Linked DNA regions of Homo sapiens: region 2 is linked to region 1. The links are chromatin loops, found by intact Hi-C in ENCODE. Cell type or tissue: CD4-positive, alpha-beta T cell. All regions are shown on one strand. Each heading gives the region's core, and the rest is flanking DNA. Links, peaks and the distances in the headings are about the cores only.

Region 1 (8,342 bases), core at 232-8,231:
TGTGGCTGCAGGCTTACCTTATTCCAAACATATCCGCAGTGCCGTCAGTTGCCAGTGTCATACTAAAGAGGTCTCATCAGTACCTAGAATAAATCAATCAAGGAAGTGAATTTAGAGTCTGGGTTTTGATTCTGGGAAACATGAAACTGTTTATAACCATCCTGGGAATACTATTTTCGAGCAACCTGGGCAATATAGTGAGACCCTGCCTCAGAAAAAAAAAAACATATCTTTTTACAGAACGGAATACACTATTGGCCAGCTTCGGAATTTTGTGAATGCAGCTGCTTGGAGGGCAGGACCTTCGTTCACCCCTTCCACTCCAACCCGTGGAGAAGGTTGAAGGGACTGTCAGTGCCAGCCTGCTTTATGGTGGGCGAGAGAGTGTGGGGATGGGGGCAGAGATGCAAACTAAATAAGGTTTAAAGAGAAATTAGAAGATGCCTGTCCTGCCATGGACCGTCACAAACAGGCTCTTATTTTTCTGTTGGACTCTAAACTTTAATTTACCCACGTATTCTCTCTTCCTCAAACTCAGAATGTTAGACTTACCCTTCACCCTCCCTCGTGCCTCCTCCCCAAGCACTTTCCCACAGGTATTCCCTATTGAAACACAGGTGGTTGCCCATGCTGGAAATTTGGAAATGTCCCAGTTACAGCCCTTTTCAATCAATCACCAAGTCCAGGTGAATCTACCTCTTTAATAACGTCAGTGTTTCCAGTTTTGTGCATCCCTACAATGGCCACCTAATGCAGCCCATTCTGGTCTCTTTCTTGGATTTTGATAACAACTTCCTAAATTATCTTCCCACCTCCAAGTTGTTACCACTCCTTTCTGGTCTTTTTTATTTTTTTTTTTTTGAGACACGGTCCCACTCTGTCGCCTAGCCTGGAGTGCAGTGCAGCAAACACTGGTCACTTCAGCCTCAGCCTCCAGGGCTCCAGCGATCCTCCCGCCTCCTGAGTAGCTGGAACTACATGCGTGCGCCACAATGCCTGGCTAATTTTTGTATTTTTAGTAGAGACGAGGTCTTGCCATGTTGCCCAGGCTGGTTTTGAACTCCTGAGCTCAAGTGATCCTCCCACCTTGGCCTTCCAGAGTTCTGGAACTACAGGCATGAGCCACCATGCCCAGCCCCCTTCTAGTCCATTTTTTTTACACCCACATCGATTCTTCCCCCGTGCTGATCGTATCATTCCCAAACTTAATATCTGACATTCAGAGTCATCGTGTTTTTTCCCCATCTTATTTTGACCTCAGTTTACCTCTCTCGTTTTATCTTGAGCCTCTTCTGCGCACAAACACCAAAACGCTCTACTTTTTGGTTGCCTGAGAGCAGCGTACCAGATCAAAACCTGGGAACTTCGTATTTGTCCTTTTCTCTCTGCCAGGAATATCGTCCTCTCCATTTGCCCAATGAGCCCCACCTCCTCATCATTTTTACCTCTGTGGAAATCCCTTCCTTCCAGAAGCCTCCACTCACTTCTGATGCCAAGGAGCTTCTGCGGCGCCCTGCACGCACCTTTACAGATGCAGGTGGCTGTTTCCTGTGTTAGACTGCAAGCTCCCGTGAGCTGGGTCCATTGCTCATCGTTGACTTGGCCTGGCAAATAATGACTTGGCCTGGTAAATAATCATTATTTGGTAAATAATGATTACACGAACAAATGTAACTAAGACATCCAGATACAATCTAATGCATTTCATGCAACTCGTGTAACCAAGTGAGGTTTTCCAGCTGTTTCAGCTTCTATTATAACTTACATTACAGAACTGGGGTGTCCCAAGCACCAGATTATAAGAATCACCTGAGTCACTTGACAAACTAACAGCATCCTGTCTCTTAAAGAGACACACGGGAAACTGGTAAAAGTGAATCTGAAGGAAAAAACTGGTGATCAGAACCAGGAATACACTTGTTTTTCACTGCATACCCTTTAGATTTGCCTTGAGTTAAAAAAAAAAAAAAAAGAAAAATACACACACAAACACACTCTCTCTCTCATTTAAAATAAATATATTTACTTTATATATCTTATATATTCATATATTGCTGGAAGAATACACAAGAAACCAACAACATTGAGCACCTCCAGGTAGGTGAATTGGGATACTGAGAGAACAAAGTTGGGATAGAGACTTTATAATGACACTCTTTTATACCTTTTGGAATTTCCCATCATTTTAAATGTATGACCTGGTCAAAAAATTTAAAAATTAAACAAAATCACAGGCTGGGCACAGTGGTTCATGCCTGTAATCCCAGTGCTTTGGGAGGCCAAAGTGGGAGGATCACTTGAGCCCAAGAATTCAAGACCAGCTTGAGCAACATAGCAAGATTCCATCTCAACAACAACAAAATTTTAAAAATTAGCCAGGTGTGGTGACACATGCCTGTAATCCCAGTTATTTAGGAAGACAGGATGGGAGGATCGCCTGGGCCCAGGAATTCAAGGCTGCAGTGAGGTATGATGGTGCCACTGTACTCCAGCCTGGCAAGACTCTGTCTCTTAAGTAAATAAATAAATAAATACACAGATTTTCAGACCCATCCCTGGATGTTCTGATTCATGAAGCTGGAAGTGGGGCCTAAAAAAATCTGTATTTTTAATAAATTCCCTGGGTAATACCTATGATCAGGTAAGTTTGAGGAACACTGTTAAGGTTGGACTTGATCTTAGAGATCATCTAATCCAGTAGTTCCCAAACCTGGGCATCATCCTTGACTTAATCAGAATGTCCAGGGAAGGGTCCAGGGAAACCAGTGCTTTAAAAAGTGCTCCCAGATGATTCCAATGCAGGCACTGGCTTGCAGCTTGCATTGGGACCCATGACAAGAGTGCCATCCATCACCCAACCAATACACGAATTGCTTCTCAGTATCGTATGCACAGAAATGTCTCCATCATTATTGCAGCTGGCCTTCAAAAGAGCCCTTGGCGACTCTCCCTTCCTGGTATTCATGCCTTTATGTAGTTTCCTCCCACACTGAGTAGGGCTCACCTGTAGAACCCATAGGATATTGTGGGAATGATGGAGCGTGGCTTCCAACACTAGGCTGTCAAAGATATTGTGGCTTCTGCCTTGTTCTCTCTTGGCTTGTCTGCTCTGGGGAAGCCAGCTGCCATGTTACGAGGATGCTCGGGGGCCACATGGTGAGCAACTGAGTCCTCCTGCCAATCACCAGCACTGACTTGCCAGTTACGTGAGTAAACCCTGTTGAAAGTGGCTCCTCCAGTCCCAGGCAAGCCTTCAGTTGACTGCAGCCAGGGCTGACATCTGGACTGCAATCTCATAAGAGATCCTGAGACAGAACCACCAAGCTGCATCACTCCTCCATTTCTGGCCCATTGAAACTGAGTGAAGTAGTAAATGCTTAATATTGTTTTAAACTGATAACAGGGTTTTTTGGGGGGAGGTGGGGTGCAGGAGATTGTCACACAGCCGTAGATAACTCATACAATCATATTTTCCCACAAGTGCATTTCTTACCAGTGGCCCCATTTCCGTTTCATCTCCCGTCTGGAAAAATATTCTCTTCCCCAAGCCTGCAAGTAAGGTATTATAACATATTTGCTTTCACAGGTTGAGTGTTAGTTTAGAGTGCCATCATGGGGCTTTCTAACTTGGGCAGCACAACTTCTCAAATACTGTCAGTTAGCAGTGGGGAAACTCGTCAGTCTTACTTCCTGTGGTTCTCTGTGGCTTGGCTTGAGTGGATGGGGAAAAACCAAATGATCTTTTTTTGTGGTGATGAAGTGCTGAGCCCTTGTCCACTGTAGGCCCAGTTCTGGCATTCTCCATGCCCACTGAGGCCTCTCTCTGACCTTTCCCTACACATAGAAGGCAGGACAACTGTAAATGCTCTTTAGCTTGTGATGTGATGTCTGTGCATTACATCTGCCAGATTCTGGATCTTGACCTGAAAATATTGGTTTCTGTTTTGACAGAGGAGATGGGCACCTGATTTTCATCTGGAAAATGATATGTGTGCAACATTGCCAGTATCAGAAAGAGTATTTCATATGCAATTACCCTCCAAGCCCTAGGAGGACTTTAAGTCCTTGGAAGGAAGCCAACCTACTCACTGTCCTTGATGTCATCTACAAAGTCAGAATGGTAGAAATCACATTAGACTTCACTAACGAATCATCAGCCAAAGTCTTAAAACAAATATGTGCATTTGCTTCATGCCAGCTCTTCCTTTTTTCTGCCAGTTTCTGACAATTATGGTCACTTAGCTTTGATCTCACCGGACACCTGATTATTTAAAAAGCCAAAATCCTAAACCCACTGGTGTTATTCTGCTTGCAGATAAAAGCAAAGGTCCATTTGTGAAACATCAAAAGGAATTAGGAAAATGTGGGATGTGTGTTGCTTGGTGTTGCCTAGCAATATGGTTAGGGCACAGGAATCACAGAGAGGATGAAATTCACAGCCACAAGGAAATCATATTATTCATAATAAACACACACACGCACACACACATCCTGACATCTCTGCAAGAATGTTATAAACTGAGTACAGAATTATAGTCACAAGTAGAATAATCTTCGGAGCACTGAAGAATAAACATTCTAGTTGATTGGTTGCTTATACTTCAATGTCTATATGAGTACATCACTCACTTAAATGCAAAAGCATTAAATGCCTGTGAATGGAGTTTACAATATGTCTCATAGACATGAGCTCTGTCAGTATAAGTAAAACATACATTTTAAACCAAATATATTAATATGTAAAACGATAGGACAGAGTATTTAATATATAAAAACAACTTTAAGCTCTTTCCTCACCCTTATTTCAAAATATCTACGTTTACCATGAATGTTCATAAGGGCGGTGGTAAAAAGCATGACCATCAAAGTCAGGTGCTTGTTTTCAAATCCGGACTCTGCCTTTTGCCATGTGACCATGAATGGGTTATTTAATTTCCCTAAACCTGCGTTTCCTCATCTATCAATTTGAAATGATTGTACTACTAAATTTATAGGGCTGCTGTGAGGATTAAAATAAAGGAATCTGGCCGGGTGTGGTGGCCCACGCCTGTAATTCCAGCACTTTGGGAGGCCAAGGCGGGCAGATCATTTGAGGTCAGGAGTTTGAGACCAGCCTAGCCAATATGGAGAAACTCCGTCTCTACTAAAAATACAAAAATTAGCTGGGTGTGGTGGTGGGCGCCTGTAATCCCAGCTAATCAGGAAGCTGAGGCAGGAGAATCACTTGAACCCGGGAGGTGCAGGCTGCAGTGAGCCAAGGTCGTACCACTGCACTCCAGCCTGGGCGGCCTGAGACTGTCTCAAGAAAAAAATAAAAATAAAAAATTAAAAATATAAGGGAATCTATGTAAAGGATGAGTACAGGGCTTGGTTCTACAAATATATTGGCCTTTCTACTTTTTATTATTAATAGTACTGTATTGTTATGCAGAAGGCCTCTTGATTGCTCTTCAATAAATATAGATACTACCAATTAAGCCAAGAAAATGTTACAGGTAGAATTTTTGCCTGTAAGGGGGCTTTGGGGTGTTAGGAAAAGGAGATTATAGCCTCTAGTCCCTCCCCGCCCTATCAATTGTTCTTCCAAAGTCAGAGCCAAGCAACTTGAGTCCAAGAATGAGACGCAAGCCTCCAACATGGCCACTCACTGACGGAAAACTCCCATTCCATGAGGCTGTTCCATCGTAGGGCTACACAGACCAGTATTCTCCCAGCTCCAGGCTCCCCTCCCAGAACAACTCACTCCTGTATCCTGCATCCTCCCAGGTTACAAATCTGGGAGTCTTCTAAAAGGGCTTCCACCTTTCTTCTTTGTAGCTGACCTTGGAAATGTTCTCAGTTCTGGGTAGAGCTTTAATTTCCTCCGTAAGTACTGCTTTCCCAGGCTATGACTGCTTTGCCAGGTTATGATGATGGGAACCTGCAAGTGTGGAAGAAAGGGAGGCATCAGCTGCCTCTTCTGCTTGATCTAGGAGCTCTACTTCCTAGAAACATTTGTGTCCTAAGATATTGGTGAGACAGAATCAGACCAGCTGAGCTACCAGCCTTCCCCTAGGGAGAGGTTAACAGTTAATAGAACACCCTGAGAAATAATATGTGTACCCAAAATAGGCAAAATGTGAAGAGTGAGTGACTTGTAAGAATGAGAAAATTACATGGATCCCATTTTAAGATTCAAAAGTCAGTCAAAAACCAATTGTAAGGCCAGGTGCAGTGGCTCACACCTGTAGCCCCAGCACGTTGGGAGGATGAGGTGGGGAAATTGCTTGAGGACAGGTGTTTGAGAGCAGCCTGGGCAACATGACCAGACCCTGTCTCTACCAAAAAAAAAAAAAAAAAAAAAAAAAGGTCTTAAGAAGAGACATTTTAATGTATTCTTAATATCATTTTACTTGCATGAATTTGGGAAAGGTTTTTGTTTGTTTTCTTCCAACCAGTGAACTATTTAGGACAGAACTAACTTACAAGTCCTATTGCTACTTATATGTTTACGAAAGTTCATTTATTAAGATAGAATAAATGCTTTTTTTGGCTTTTAAGAATCGTTGAAACAACATGGGGTTAAAAATAGAAGGGCCCTATTTATAGTAGAACAAAAAGACTAAATTCCTAAGCTTAAGAAGTGAACAAGAGCTATATGAAAAGACTTTAAAATGCCACTGAGGATCACAGAAGAAAACTTGAACTAATGGAAGGATGTATGTATTTTTAGATAAAAAGACTTAACTATGTAAAGATGTCAATTATTCCCAATCTATAATGCAAAAGCTCAATTTTAAAAAAGGACTTTTAAAAACTATACAAGCTCATTATAATATGGAAAAATAAAGAAGCAAGAATATTCAGAAATCCTGAAAATAAAAAAACAAGGGTTTTTTAGTTGTATCAGATATTAAAATATAGTATAAAGCTCTAAAAGTAAAAGGGTATGGTATATGAATAGACAAGGCAACTCGATGAATTATAAATGCAAAGTCCAGAAATTGACTCAAATACAAAAAGAAATTTAGTATATGATAAAATGCCACCACTTACCAATGGAAAAGGATAGTCTGTTCAATAAACAATGTCAGAGCAACTGAGTAGCCCTCTGGGGAAAAAAATGAGAAAGTTGTATCCAAGCCTTACATGTTTCACCATGATAAATTCCAGATGAATTAACATTTTTAGAAAGAGCAAAAGGGAAATAAAATCATGAGAGCACTAGAATAAGCCATTAGATAATCTTTAAATATAATCTTGGAGTATGCTTTGAAGCATAGAGTAAAAGCCAGAATCCAGGCTGGGCGCAATGGCTCATGCCTGTAATCCCAGCACTTTGGGAGACCGAGGAGGGTGTATCGCCTGAGGTCAGGGGTTCAAGACCAGCCTGACCAACATGGTGAAACCCCATCTCTACTAAAAATAAAAAATTAGCCAGGCATCGTGGTGCGTGCCTGTGATACCAGCCACTCAGGAGGCTGAGGCAGGAGAATCCTTTGAACCCAGGAGGCAGTGAGCCGAGGCTGCGCCATTGCACTCCAGCCTGGGCAACAAGAGCAAAACTAAAAAATTGATTCTTCAGGACTTTCAGGTTAACTTTGTGTTTATGAGCCCCATTAAAAAGTGGGCAAAGAACATTAACAGACACTTTTCAAAAGAAGACATCCATGTGGCCAAAAAGCACATGAAAAAAGCTCAATATCACTGATCATTAGAGAAATGCAAATCAAAACTACAATGAGATACCATCTCACACCCAGTCAGAATGGCAATTATTAAAAAGTAAAAAAACAACAGTCTGGTGAGGTTGCAGAGGAAAGGGAATGCTTATACACTGTTCATGGGAGTGTAAATTAGTTCAACCATTGTGGAAAGCAGGATGGCGATTCCTCAAAAAGCTAAAAGCAGAACTGCCATTCAACCCAGCAATCCCATTACTGGGTATATACTCAGGGGAATAGAAATCATTCTACCACAAAGACACATGCACATGAATGTTCATTGCAGCACTCTTCACACTAACAAAAACATTTTTACATTCACAATAGCAAAGTCAACTTAAATGCCCATCAGTGACAGATTGGATAAAGAAATGTGGTACATACACACTATAGAATACGGCACAGCCATAAAAAAGAACGAGACCATGTCTTTTGGGGGAACATGGATGGAGGTGGAGGCTATTATCCTCAGCAAACTAATGCAGAAACAAAAAACCAAATACCACATGTTCTCATTTATAAGTGAGAGCTAAATGATGAGAACCTATGAACACAAAGAAGGACTGGGGTCTTCAGAACACAACAGACTCCGGGGTCTACTCGATGGTGGAGGGTGGAAGGAGGGACAGGATTAGAAAA
Region 2 (8,342 bases), core at 278-8,277, 45 kb after region 1:
GCTTGTCTCAAATTCCTGGGCTCAAGTGATCCTCCTGCCTCAACCTCCCAAAGTGCTGGGATTATAGGCATGAGCCACCTTGCCCAGCCAGCATAATATTATTGAGGTTCATCCACGATGTAGCATGTGTAAGTAATTTGTTCTTTTTTGGTGCTGAAAAGAATTCCATTCATGGATAAGCCGCATTATGTCTATCTATTCTTCAGTTGATGGACATTAGGTTGTTTTCAGTTTGGGCCTATTATGAATAAAGCATCTGTGAACATTCATGTGCAAGTCCTTATGTGGACACATTTTCATTTGTCATGGGTAGATACCTAGGAATAGCATTGCTGGTCATATGTTTTATGTTTAACTTTTGGAAAACTGCAAAACTCTTTCCCAAAGTGGAATCGTTGATTTTTGAGATGAGGAAGATCATTTCCTGGTAACTGGTTTAAAATCCAACCACTGCCTCCTACAGGTCCCCAACCAGAAGCATTAGCCTGCACTTCAGTGGCCTCCAGTCTAGATTACAGGTATGAAGATAAGGTTTAAGGATGGAACTACTAGAGTTGCCATTGTAGCTGTCCCTGGGCAGAAAGATATGTGCCTAGGGAGAATTTCTATGAAAAATTATAACATATTCATATTTTTAAGGAATAGAAAAATAAGGCAACCTTCTGTAATTGAGAAAACAAATAAAATGTTTGTTATCTCTGATGTTTTACTGGCAATTTGCATATCATGCCCCTAATGAGAACAGCTTCCATTTAAAAACATCAATGTCATATTTTCCCTATCACTTCTAGTGGTTTCTAATGCTGGTGTTTATCTGAAACATCATATTTAATTGGAACCATATCTTCCCCCTCCCCCAAGAACCACTAATCAATAATTTGGATTTCTGTCTTCAGAATAATAATCGTATGAGAGTGTGTGGTTATTTTTCTAAATGAAAGATGAAGTACTTCATCTTCTAAGGGTCTAAAGACAGCAGATATCAAATGCCCAGGTGTACTCAAAAGCATGATTACTGGAAAATTCTTCCATAGGTGAAATCTGCCATGATGAAATCTGCAGCTGAAGTAACCAGGAAAGAGAGACAAATGGGAGAAGGGTAACTTCAAGTATATAGCAGCAAGCAGAATAAAGAGACCATGCTAAGAGAAATTAGGAATTGGCCGTTGGTTTGTTCTTTTTAGGATGTTCTAAATCCTAAAGTCGTCCTGAGACGAAGTTAAAAATGGAGTGTGGCCATTGGAAAATCATCATTTTTTGCAATCGACAAAGTAAATATTGATACAGACAAGAATTGTTCATGGATGCTAAATCTAGGAGGGTGAGTTTGATGAAGAGCTGGGCATTTGCATGATCTTTAAATGTCTACCCACAGATTGTTAAGTGTAAAAGAAAAATAGTAAGTATTCAGTGGAAAAATCAGACAAAGCTTTGACCAGATTATCAAAATTAACAGCACCAGCATGGGGCAGATGTGTGGTATTATGGCTAGGTGTGGAGACCCTGAATCTAATAGCAAGGAAACATCAGACTAAACCAAAATGAGAAATACTCTAGTTTAAAAAGAGAAGGCCTGTATTTTTCAAAAATGTCACTGTCATAAAAGACAAAGGAAAGCTGAAAAATTGTTTCAGATTAAAGGAGTCTAAAGAGATGTAACAACTAAATACAATGCCAGATCCTAGACTAGATCCTGTATTGAAGAGGAAAACATGCTAAAAAAAAGAAAATTATTGAGTCAATTGACAAAACTGGAGCATGGGTGGTACACTAGATGAAAATATTATATTAACACCTCAGCCAGGTGTGGTGGCTCATGCCTGTAGTCCCAGTGCTTTAGGAGGCTGAGGTCAGAGGATCTCTTGAGGCCAGGAGTTTGAGATCAGCTTGGGGAACACAGTGAGACCTTATCTCTACCACAAACAAAAACAAACACACCTCAATACTTCAAATACTTCAGAAAAAAGTATGTGTGGCTGGAGGGAACGGAGGTGGAGACAGGGAGAGAGAGAAAAGGAGCAAATTATAAAGGAGAGAAAAATGTTAACAGCAGGTTTGAGAGCCTGGTCTTGGTGAGAAAAAAAAAAAAAAGAAAAAGAAAAAAAGAAAAGAAATGTTAACAACAGGTAAATCTGGGTAAAGGGAATAAGGATGCTCTTTGTACTGTTTTTGCAACCTTTCTTCAAGCTTCCAAATAAAAAGTTTGAAAACTCGTATTTTAGGCTGGGCATGGTGGGTCTCGCCTGTAATCACAGCACTTTGGGAGGCCAAGGTAGGAGGATCTCTTCAGCCCAGGAGTTCGAGACCAGCCTGGGCAACATGGCAAAACCCCGTCTCTATAAAAAAATACAAAAATCAGCCAGGGATGATAGTGATGTGTGGCTGTAGTCCCAGCTGCTCGGGGTGGCGGGGGTGCTGAGGTGGGAGGATCACTTGAGCCTGGAAGTCGAGGCTGCAGTGAGCCGAGGTAATGTCTAGATGACAGAGTGAGACTCTGTCTCTAAAACATAAATAAATAAATAAATAAATAAATACATACATACATACATACATACATGTATTTTATTGAACAGACAAAATTAACTTATAATAAGAAGAACCAGAAGAGTAGTTGCATTTTGGGGGGGAAATTGGTTGGGGATTTGAGGGAAACTTCTAGATGCAGGAAATTGCTTATATTTTGATCCAGTTGGCAACTATACAGGTGTATAATGTAAATGTAAAATGTAAAAATTCAGAGAAGCTTTACATTTAAGATTTTTGGACTTTACTATATGTAAACCATACGTTAATACAAAAGTAAAGAAAAAATGTATTTTATGCTTCTTAAGTGGGTGAAGAAAACATGAAAAAACTAGTATTTTTATTTATTTTTAACTAGAGGAAAGTGCATCTGATTGGACATACTCACTCTCATTTTTTCTGTTGTTATTTGTTTAAACCTCCACCCACTCCTGAAATTCCAGAAGTGACTTTAGTCCTTTTTAAGTTTAAATTTTTAACAAAAAAAGAAAAGAAAACCAACTGCAACTGCACACAAAAAAAGATTTCTTTAGCCAATAAGCACAACATGTACCTCTGAGTTCTATCATTTAATAGTGGATTTCAAATATAAGTAGATAGGACAGGGAAATCGCCTATGGGCCAATTGAAAAGTTAACAGCAAGGCAACTTAATTCCCACACACTGTCTCCTCTTAAAAGGATGATGTCGGCCGGGCGCGGTGACTCATGCCTGTAATCCCAGCACTTTGGGAGGCCGAGGCGGGCAGATCATGAAGTCAAGAGATCGAGACTGACCTGGCCGACATGGTGAAACCCTGTCTCTACTAAAAATACAAAAATTAACTGGGCGTGGTGGCACGCGGCTGTAGTCCCAGCTACTTGGGAGGCTGAGGCAGGATAATCGCTTGAACCCAGGAGGCAGAGGTTGCAGTGAGCTGAGATTGTGCCACTGCACTCCAGGCTGGCAACAAATTGAGACTCCGTATCAAAAAAAGAAAAAGAAAAAATGGTGTATTTTCCACGGAGCCATTGCTATAATTTTAAAATTCAACCATCACAAGCAGCCAAAATGCCAAGATACCAAGAACACTTCTGTTATTTCCGAGACAATCAGGAATTTCTTTCTTCCTTCTTTCCTTCCTTCTGAAGAGACCTCCCTATAATGCTGGATGTGGTAAGGTGCACGGCTATAAGTCTAGATTTCCAGCCTCCATTGCAGGTGAGGGCAGCCAATGAGCTTCTAGGAGAGTTCTTTAAAGAATATAACTCAGTGCCAGATGCAGTGGCACGTGATTCAGGAGGCTGAGGCAGGAGGATTGCTTGAGACCAGCAGTTTGAGTCCAGCCTGGCAGTATAGCAAGACCCCATCTCTAAAAACAAATTACACGAGCATACCACTCGGTTGTGGCACATTTTGTCTTTGGCCACCATTTTGTATTACCCTCTTTCATCTTCCTGCTGCCTGGAGGTCGTATGTGGTTGTGGGAGCTGTTGTAGTTATCATGTGACCATGAGATGACCTTGAATGGGAATCCCTTGTGCTAAAGATGATGGAGGAGAAAGCCAGAAGGGATTCTGGGTCCCTGACAACCTGACAAGTATGGAGCCATCATACTGGTCCTGGACCATCTACCTCTATGTGAGAGAAAAACAAACTGATACCTTGTTTACACAATTATCATTTTGAGTATAAATCCTATCAGACACAACTCCATTCAACAACTATTTTTCATATTGTTGTTTCTTCCCACAAAAAGCATTGAAATAATTAATCCTTCATTAAAAAGCAGAAGACAGTGTCCATCAACAGATGAATAAACAAAATGTAGTGTGTGTATACAATGAAATATTATTTATCCTTAAAAAGTAATGAAATTCTGACACATACTACAGCATGAGTGAACTTTGAAAACATGATGCTAAGTGAAATAAGCCAGGTAAAATTACAGATATTATATGATCCACTTATTGGAGGTACCCAGAATATGCAAATCAGAGACAGAAAGTAGAATTGTGATTAGATGGTGTGGGAGGGGAGGCAGAGAATGGGGAGTTAGTGTTTAAGAGGGACAGAATTTCCATTGGAAGATGAAACAAGTACTTGAGATGGACAGTGGTGACAGTTGCACAACGAGAATGTACAAAATACTGCTGAATTGTACACTTAAAAATGGTTAAAATGGTAAATTTTATGTTATGTGTATTTTCCCACAATTAAAACAAATAAAAATTAAAAATTAAAAAATAAAATAAATAAAAAACCGGAGAGCTGGGCATTGTGGCTCATGCCTATAATCTCAGCACTTTGGAAGGCCGAGGATGGTGGATCGCCTGAGGTCAGGAGTTTGAGACCAGGCTGGCCAACATGGTGAAACTCCGTCTCTACTAAATATACAAAAATTAGCCAGGCCTGGTGGTGCATACCTGTAATCCCAGCAGCTTGGGAGGCTGACGCAGGAGAATCTCCTGAAGCTGGGAGGCGGAGGTTGCAGTGAGTGGAGATCGCACCACTGCACTCCAGCCTAGGTGACAATGCAAGACTCCATCTCAAAACAAAAAAAAAAAAACAAAAAGGAGAGCATCAGGTCAAATCATTCCTTTTCATAAGCCCTTCATTGTCCTCTCATCACATTCAGAATGAAATCCAAATTCCTTCCCAAGGCTTACAGAGTCTTGCGTGATCTGGCTTCTGCCCCTCCCTCCAGCCTGTCTGGTGCCTCTCATTTTTGGTCACTTCACTGAAGCCACTTTGGCCTCCTTTCTGTTTCTGGAACATGAAGCCTTTCCTGCCTCTGGGCCTTTGCTCCTGCTGGTCCCTCTGCTGGGAGGCATTTCTCAGTTCTCATGGCTGACTCAACCTCACCTTTGTGGTTTCAGGTCTCAACTCACATTCATCTTCTCAGAAAGACCTTCTTTCAAGTAGCCTCTCCTTTCTCTCTCTCTCTCTCTCTCTCCATTTGGTTTATTTCCTTCCTAGCACTTTTTGCAAGCAGTAATTTATTTTTTAACTTATTTTTTGTCTACTTTTCCCTTTAGAATTAAGCTCCACAGTGCAGGGTCCTTGTCTTTGTTTATGCTCCACCCCAAGTGCAAGCATACTGCCTGGCACAGAGCAATCCTTTGATAAATATTTGTTGAATAAATGATAAATATATAAAAAGAGCTTTCAAGTGTCAATGAATCAGCCTTAATTGCATTTTTAACTATGTGAAGCTTGTATTTAAACATTCATTTTGAAGTTAATTTTCTAATAAAAAATAATAGCTCTCCTTGGCCTAGTTAGTTTCACATTAATGATTTTTATAAGACTTGTTCCCACATACAAGTATGATGTGGTAAAATATAATTTAGGAAAACTTATTTCCTTTGTATCTATTATTTAAAAAAAAAACTCTTGTAAGGGTTAGAAATAAAAGATTAAGATATTTATGTGTAAACTCCTTTACACACGAATTATGAAAAAACAAAGATCGTGGAAAAAGGAGTCACACAACCTTCAGACTAAATGTTTTCCAGAGTGAAAGTATTGCCTTTGCTACAAGTCAATAGGATGAATGCAAAATTCTAAAATTATTATGGCAAGTGGACAAAACAATTCCTAAGAGAGATGGAAGAAAATGGAATTCACATATTAAAATTCTATAACATATACAGAATTTTATTTGCACGACGGTTACGTGATAAGTGCACTATTTGTAACAAAACTGACAATTTCAGAATTATGTGTTCCAGTGACAGTTCCTGTATTGGGTAAAACTGTGAAATGAAAGGAATTCCCTCAGTAACTCCCATCTTCCATCCTCAGGGTGTTCAGCATCCCACCAATATGGTACACCCTGCCCTAAACTGACTTCTAAGGCAGGATTCCATCTTCCTATGCCAATTAAAACCTGCTGATCCTATATCCAATCCTTAAAGCCACCATCATAGGCAGAAAAGCTGATAAACTAAACCATAATGATGTGTTAGTGGAAACCAAAATGTCTGTGGACCAGCACAGATTCTCCACTAACATATGTTTTAACAGTGACCTTTTAAAGATAATGCCTTCATAGAAAGGTGTAGCTGCATGGCTTTAGTAGTGACATAGAGGGAGCATGGGAGGAGAAAAAGGCTTTAGAGGAAAGCGTAGAAACTGAAGTGCCTGTGGAACATGGAAAAAAAAGGGAAGACAAACAGGTATTTGGAATATGTGGGTCTGAAACTCAGGAGAGACATCTGGGCTAGAACATAGACCGGGGAGTATCAGCATGTGAATGGTAATAGGAACCATGGAAGCATGAGTCTGTACGACTGTCCAGAGATGGTCACTCCTCTTTGTTTCCACTGCTGCCCTTGGTCACTCCCAGAGCTTCTAGCAGGTCTCTCTATCGCCCTTCCTGCCACCTCTGTTCTCTTCTCAGTTCAGCAGCTACAGTGATTCTTTTGATGATCGGATGACTTCATGCTTCTCAAAATTCCCCTGTAACCCTTCATCTCACTCAGAAAACACAAATGCCTGACCATAATTTACAAGGTCCTACAGGACCCCGGGAGCCTGAGATTTCTTCAACTTCATCTCCTGATGTTCACTCGTTTCCACCACAGGGGACAACCTTCTTGTCTTCAAACCTTTCAGACATGCTCCTTGCTTTCAGGTCTCTGAAATACTACTCTCTCTGCCAGAAATGCTGACATAGGTACATGTCAGGTCTTTTGCCTTTTTTAAGGCTTTGCTCAAATATCATCATCTCAAAAAGGCCTATTCTGAGTACCCTTCTTTAAATTGCCCTCCCCTTCCCCTGCGTACTCCCTACTTCCCTTCCCCTTCCCTGTTGATTTTCTTTTCTAAAGCACTTATCAACTTCTAGCTTTTGCAAAAATTTATTTTATTATGTGTACATTTAAAAATTTATCCAAGGGCAGGAACGACTTTTGTTTGCCTGTTTTGTTTATTAAGGTATCCAATGTACCTAGAAAAATGCCTGGCATAAAGTACATTATGTTATAGTTTATATAATTTCTATGTAAAAATACAAATTATAATTTAAAATAATTTGTATTTCTACATAGAAATGATATAAAGTATAATCTATATGTAGATTATTCACTTATGAATTAAAAAATATATATCTTTTGAATATTGAATGAAATCTAAGACAGAATTCTGAGAAACTCTAACATTAAGTGTTGGGCAGAATTTCCAAAAGAAAATTGATAAGGAGCTTCCTGTAAAACCAAAGAAAGCTTGGAGATAATGCTGTAACTGAATAAAAGGGAAAAATATCTCAGGAACCAAGAAGTTCAACAGTGTCAAATGTTGGTCAAGAGTCAAATGAGGTGAAGACTGAAAAACCTCCATTGAATGTAACAACAAGGAGAAGGTTGCCTTGGTAAGAGAAGTTTCAATGACACATGGATAACACAACTTAGAAAATGTTAAATAAAGCTTACAAAGAGTTAAAACAAAAGAAAAGAGCATAAAAATTTAAACTATGAAATCATCAAGCTTATACAATTCAGATATTGGATTGTATAATTTGTCACTATTGTGGCTATATAACAGAGCATCCCAAAACTTAATGGTTTAAGACAGCAACCATTGTACTGTGGCTCATGAGTCTGTGGGTGGATTGGGCTCAGGTTGGCATTTCTTCATCACATGAAGCCAGCTGGTGCTGCAGCCATCTAGGGCAGGGCTCAGCAAACTTTCCCATAGAGGACCAAATAACAGATACATTAGGCCTTGTGGACCATATGGTCAACTGGCATGATGATTCAGCCATACCATTGTTGTGACAAAGTAGTCATAGATAATATATAAATCAAAGGGCGTAGCTGTGTTCCAATAAAACTTGA

What was found. Hi-C counts contacts between places; a loop is a spot of excess contacts. Peaks named below come from ENCODE experiments on the same cell type or tissue, not always from the same donor. Only the 100,000 strongest peaks of a DNase experiment are listed, where the experiment ranks them.
Region 2: a loop joins it to region 1, with 1.9 times the contacts of the local background. A loop is called at or near these places in 5 of 110 quality-filtered maps.

What each region holds. Positions count from the first base shown.
Region 1 is chr3:4,885,706-4,894,047 of GRCh38, forward strand. LOC124906209 (a long non-coding RNA gene) reads right to left here and starts at 1,914. Exons shown (of 5, transcript XR_007095795.1): 1 at 1,446-1,914; 2 at 18-83. In CD4-positive, alpha-beta T cell, for the core only: no CTCF peak of the experiment used is centred there; a DNase peak (open chromatin) is centred at 3,656.
Region 2 is chr3:4,930,241-4,938,582 of GRCh38, forward strand. All of the region lies in intron 1 of BHLHE40-AS1 (BHLHE40 antisense RNA 1), which reads right to left. Among named protein-coding and RNA genes, the nearest start is that of BHLHE40, 45 kb to the right of the region's middle. In CD4-positive, alpha-beta T cell, for the core only: no CTCF peak of the experiment used is centred there; no DNase peak of the experiment used is centred there.